Linked DNA regions of Homo sapiens: region 2 is linked to region 1. Evidence: read pairs that join two places in POLR2A ChIA-PET (ENCODE). Cell type or tissue: PC-9. All regions are shown on one strand. Links, peaks and the distances in the headings refer to the core of each region. The heading gives the core; the rest is flanking DNA. Region 1 overlaps PLD1 (phospholipase D1). Region 2 overlaps FNDC3B (fibronectin type III domain containing 3B).

The links. Peaks named below come from ENCODE experiments on the same cell type or tissue, not always from the same donor. Only the 100,000 strongest peaks of a DNase experiment are listed, where the experiment ranks them.
Region 2: POLR2A ChIA-PET joins it to region 1 with 11 read pairs; 2 of 35 experiments call an interaction of 5 or more read pairs at or near these places.

What each region holds. Positions count from the first base shown.
Region 1 is chr3:171,805,052-171,807,972 of GRCh38, forward strand. All of the region lies in intron 1 of PLD1 (phospholipase D1), which reads right to left. Among named protein-coding and RNA genes, the nearest start is that of PLD1, 4.0 kb to the right of the region's middle. In PC-9, for the core only: no CTCF peak of the experiment used is centred there; a DNase peak (open chromatin) is centred at 1,470; H3K4me3 peaks cover 1,057 bases; H3K27ac peaks cover 2,500 bases.
Region 2 is chr3:172,347,213-172,350,133 of GRCh38, forward strand. It overlaps FNDC3B (fibronectin type III domain containing 3B), which reads left to right. Exons shown (of 26, transcript NM_022763.4): 21 at 1-149. Among named protein-coding and RNA genes, the nearest start is that of GHSR, 100 kb to the right of the region's middle. In PC-9, for the core only: no CTCF peak of the experiment used is centred there; a DNase peak (open chromatin) is centred at 1,269; H3K27ac peaks cover 2,265 bases.

The DNA.
Region 1 (2,921 bases), core at 147-2,646:
CCTTATTTTCCTGTTCTTAATATAAAGTTCATAAGTTTATGGCCTCAGAAGTCTCTCTCTCTCTTTCTTAACAAAAGAACTGACTAAACTAAGTTATTTTTATTTCCATGTTGCTTTTGGCTGGTTTTCTTTTGTGCGTCAGAGGCTTCCAAAAGGTTCCCAACTCTAGATCCAAAAAGTTCAAAAAATGATTGAGTACAGAATAAAATATTGCCCTCATCCAGAGGGGAGCTGAGGGTCACGGGCATTAGGAGCAACGGGGGAAGCAATCCAGGATTCTGGAGCCCTAGGAAGCAAGACCTGCCATGACCCAGTCGGCCATAATGTGGGCCCTTATTTAGCAGATTAGCTCTAGTATGGTCATAACAATTATTAAAATATTGAAATGCTTCCCTCTGGAAATATTGCACATAACACCCAACCCCTTCCAAATACACCTGGCCTCCCAGACTCTCCCAGGATCCCTGGCCCAATCTCCTCACAATCAGGAGTTAAGGCCTGGCCCAGCAGAGGATCTCCAGGACCCTGCCCCAGTGCTTCTACCCTTTGACATACCCATGCTCCACCTTAATTTCGTTTTCCGAAAAATAAAGGACTTGAACAGATTGTCTGAGTTGCACTATAATTGCAATTATGTCAAAGAACAAGGACGAAATGGAAATAAAAAAACCTAAAAAAAAGTTTGTTAAGAGGATGGAATCACAGGTTATGTTTTTTTCTAGACAGACAGCAGTGTCAAAACTCTGGGTGCAAGCTGCCTGGGATGGATCCCCAGCTCTACCATGTGCTAGTTGTGGGATCTCACTATGCCTCAAACTGCCTCATCTATAAAATGGGCATAGGCCAGGCTCAGTGGCTCATGCCTGTGAATCCCAGCACGTTTGGAAGCCAAGGTAGGAGGACCACTTGAACCCAGAAGTCTGAAACTAGCCTGGGTGACATAGCAAGACCTCATCTCTACAAAATAAAATACAGTAAAACAAACATAAATAAATAAATTAAACGGCCATAATAAGATTACCTACTTTACAGGGTTGTTCTGAGGGTTAAATGTATTCATGTTTGTAAAATGCTTAGATGAGTGCAAGGCACAAAGTAAACACCACGTAAGTGTTTATTAAATAAATAATTCATTTTATTCTGTCGTTGTAATGTTTGCTCAATAAATTTAAAAATTAAGAAAGTTTCACAACAGAAAAAAAACACTGTGACACTATGAAACACTTACGTAACATACACTTTTGCTTAATAACCCAGCACTAAAACAGCTGGGGTCCAGATTTTACACTGCACTGTGAATTTAGGGAAACTAACACACTGGAATGTGTTCCCACTGAAGCATAAGATGCGATTTGTATGATTCTCTTTGTAATCAGAAATGTCACAGGCTTATGGGAAAGTTAGGTTTACATGTTTCTCATTTTAACCCTGCAACAACTTTTAGCCACACCCTAGCAAATACATTTTATTTTGTGGTGCTAAGACTTAAAGGATTGTAAACACAAAACCAGACCTTGCAGAGCTACAGCTTTTCTTGTGAACACAATGACTCAGCCTAACTACAAGTTTAAAGAGACATATCTTATGTGTTGGGTCCCCTAGTATCAATCTTTAGTAAACATCTGGGATGGACAGGAAATTGCTACACACTGCTTTTAGTTACTAAAAAGGCAACACTACCTGAGCTCAAGCATAGTTTAGATAGGTACTATTTGCACTGCTATAGAGGACAACACTGACAATTGTTATTTTTCTGATAGATACTCAGGAGAGGAAATGATCAATAACAATAATTCCCTTACGTGTTCCTTCCTCTTGACAGCTAAACCCCACAATACCCTTAGACACAAGTTTAAATACATCACAAGCTTATCCTCAAACAGTAATGTATTAGGTCTTTCCTGCTGTAGATAAGATTTGTTAAACAGTCTGGCTATGGCTTTTTACCTTTTCTCTTTTAAAAGTGCATTTCTCAGCTGGGTATGGTAGCTCATGCCTGTAATCCAGCACTTTGGGAAGCCGAAGTAGGAGGATTGCGGGAGCCCAGCTGTTCAAGACCAGCCCTAGCAACACAGTGAGACGCCATCTTTATAAAAATACAAACAAAACTGGCCAAGGATGGTGATGCGCACCTCTAGTTCCAGCTACTCAGAAACTGAGATGGGAGTATCACTTGAGCCTAGGAGGTCAAGGCTGTTGTGCCACTACACTCCAACCTGGGCAACAGAGTGAGACCCTGTCTCAAAAAAAAAAGTTTAAAAGGTGCATTTCTCTAAAGCTACGAGAAGGAACTCAAACCTTGCTTAGTGATAAAACTAAAGCCTGCAACACAACCATTATCATTAAAATGTTATTAAAACCCTGTAAGAAAGATGAAGAGTCTTGTGGATGGATGGTGGTGACGGTAGCACAACGATGTGAATGTATTTAATGCCACTACATGTACACTTAAAAATGGCTACAATGGTAAATTTTATGTTGTACATATTTTACCACAACAAAAGTGAAATTATAAGAGAAAAAAAATTTTTTAAAAAAACATCCTGTAAGAGAACATTTATACACTGTCGGTTGGAACGTAAATTAGTTCAGTCACTGTGGAAAGCAGTTGCAGATTTCTCAAAGAACTCAAAACGGAACTACCATTCAACCCAGCAGCCCCATTACTGGGTATATATCCAAAAGAAAATAAGTTGTTCTACCAAAAACACACACAAATTCATATGTTCACCACAGCACTAGTCACAATAGCAAAGACATGGAGTCAGCCTAGATGCCCATCAACTATGGACCGGATAAGAGAAAATGTGGTCCATATGCATCATAGAATACCATGCAGCCATAAAAAGTAACACAATCGTGTCCTTTGTAGAAACATGGATGCGGATGGAGGTCATTATCCTAAGCAAATTAATGCAGGA
Region 2 (2,921 bases), core at 195-2,694, 540 kb after region 1:
GTCCTGATAGTTCTGGTGCTGACATCTCAGAGTACAGGTTGGAATGGGGAGAAGATGAAGAATCCTTAGAACTCATTTATCATGGGACAGACACCCGTTTTGAAATAAGAGACCTGTTGCCTGCTGCACAGTATTGCTGTAGACTACAGGTAGGTTGACATTATTCAGATGTTACTCACAAGGACTGCTGTCCCATGAAAGGCACTTTGGGAAACCCACTCAAAGGCTTGTGGTGGAGGCTGTCAGGAGGGATGATATGGAAAAAAAGAGTCCATTTAAATAAAAATATATTTGGTTGTTTTGGTGTTTTGCAGTTAATTTCCACTTCTCTAGGAAATTCTGAAACTTAAGAACAAAATAAGATTCTTCTCCATTCTGCTTCTCACCACCCTTGTATCTTGTCTGTTCATCAGTTTGCTGAATAAATGACCCAAGTCCAAGGGAAAGATGACACAGCTCCTTAGGGAAGGAGCCTTCTGTCTCATTCCCCTGAGATGTACATTTCAGTGGGAAAGACTCTTAGAACTGGTAAAAGACAGAAAATTATTTTACGAGCTGTTAAATGGAGCCAAAAATAATCTGGACTAGTCTGCATTAGATTACAGGACCCCACCTCCCACCTCCCAGTGACGGTTATCAAGGCTGGTTATCTATAAGCTTCCACTTGGGAGTCCAGATAGAATAACATCAAGAAAAATTGGTTCATAGCCTAACCCCTCAGAGTGACAATAACCATGGGTTTACTTTTATTTTACTCTCTTGGCTATATTATTATTTTTTCTGTGTAAAGCCTTAGTCTCTTGAGAAAATAGAGTTCTTTGTCCTCCTCTTTCCATTTGTTCAGTAACATTTCTTGAGCATTATAGTACTTTGTACCAGGATCAAAGGAAGATCAGGAAGAGAGATACAAAGATTAATCAGATGTGGTTGTTGACCTTGAAGAGCTCTGTCTTCATACACATTTAGATTTGAATAGATAAAGAAGCAAAGATGCCAAAGTCAAGTTCCCACCTGATTTAAGTCATGGATCAAATTCGTTATTATAAGTACACCCAATGTCTCTGGTCTCTTTGGAGAAAATATTCGCTTCATAACTTAATTTTTCAGATCAACTGAAGCATTTCTGTTAAATTCAGAAGTCTGCTGTATTTGAAACATTTCTGATTAAACTCTTTTGTTATACACCTTTCTTGCTTCTCGAATGAAGCACCTGGGACATAATTAACCTTTTGACAATGAGTCAGTGTCACAGCAAATTGTCTGATATTTATAATAGTGATGCTGAGTCACTGGGGAAAGGTTAAATTATGTGCCACACTCTTGTTTTTCTACCAAGGCAGGATATAAATAAAGAGCTGTCTGCCACCCCAGTAAAGAGCTTCACTCCATTATGGTTTTTGAGTTTTGGTGTTTCTTTAAAATGTTATTATATCTCCTTCTCTTTCAGAGTCTATGTTGTCTTAGCATTGACTTCCCAAAGCTGCATTATAAAAGATACATTAATAAGAATAGTACCTGCATAATCTTGCCTCGTTGTATTAACAGGAGTAGAAATATATTTTCAAAGGTCTGTGCTTATTTATAATAAAATGAGTCAGATCTTATGAAGGGAGTACTACTTTTAAGATTACCATTGCCACACTAAAGGACTATTGCCAGGAAGGGGGTCTGTTCAAACTATACCAATTTATTGTTATTTGTGGACCAAATATGAATTATTTTCATTCAACATGATTACAAAGTCAAGTTAAACCCCAATATTTTTTGAATATATGGCACTTAAGAATTTAAATATTGGCCGGGCATGGGGGCTCACACTTGTAATCCCAGCACTGTAGGAGGCTGAGGCCGGCTGATCTCTTGAGCCAGGAGATAGAGACTAGCCTGGACAACATAACAAAACCCCTCCTCTACAAAAAAAAAAAATACAAAAATTAGCCAGGCATCTGTAGTCCCAGCTGCTCAGGAGCCTGAGGCAGGAGGATCACTTGAGCCAGGTCAAGGCTGTAGTGACCTGTGACTGCACCACTGTAGGCCAGCGTGGGCGACAGAGTGAGAGCCTGTCTCAAAAAAATAAAAATTTATTATAATACCTGTACTGTGTTTTATAGAAATGTGGTGGAACATTTCTTGTTTTGCTCAGGAATTTTTGAATTTTTGTATTTTCAGGACTGTTTTAATTAAGTACCAACGTAATTCCATTCATAGGGCATGTTGTATATTATAGGCATACTATTATTTACAAAAAGTTGATTTTGAATTAAATTTCATTTGAAAACTGTTAATAAAAAGTGGTGTAAATCAAGAAATGTTTTCCATAGAGCCAAGCTAGTTAAAAAGAAAGTAGGATCCTGCAGTAGAAAAAGAACATTGGAAGAATTGGTAAGATTCTGATTAGGTCTGTATGTTAATAGTATAGTATCAGTGATAATGTTTTTCTTTTCTTTTTTTTCTTTTTTTTGAGATGGAGTCACGCTCTGTCACCCAGGCTGGAGTGCAGTGGCGCGATCTTGGCTCACTGCAACCTCCGCTTCACAGGTTCAAGCGATTCTCCTGTCTCAGCCTCCCGAGTAGCCGGGATTACAGGCGCCTGCCACCACGCCTGACTAATTTTTGTATTTTTAGTAGAGATGGGGTTTCACCAGGTTGGCCAGGCTGGTCTCGAACTCCCGACCTCAGATGATCCACCCGCCTCAGCCTCGCAAAGTGCTGGGATTCCAGGTGTGAGCCACCGTGCCCGGCCACCAGTGATAATTTCCTGGTTTTGATCATTATTCTATAGTTCTGTAACATGTTTCTCTTCGGAAAAGCAGAGTAGGAGATAGACAGAAATTTCTCTGTACTATTTTTGCAACTTTTCTGTAAGTATAAAAGTAGTACACAATAAAAAGGTGTTTGAAAAAATAGAGAAAATACTATTT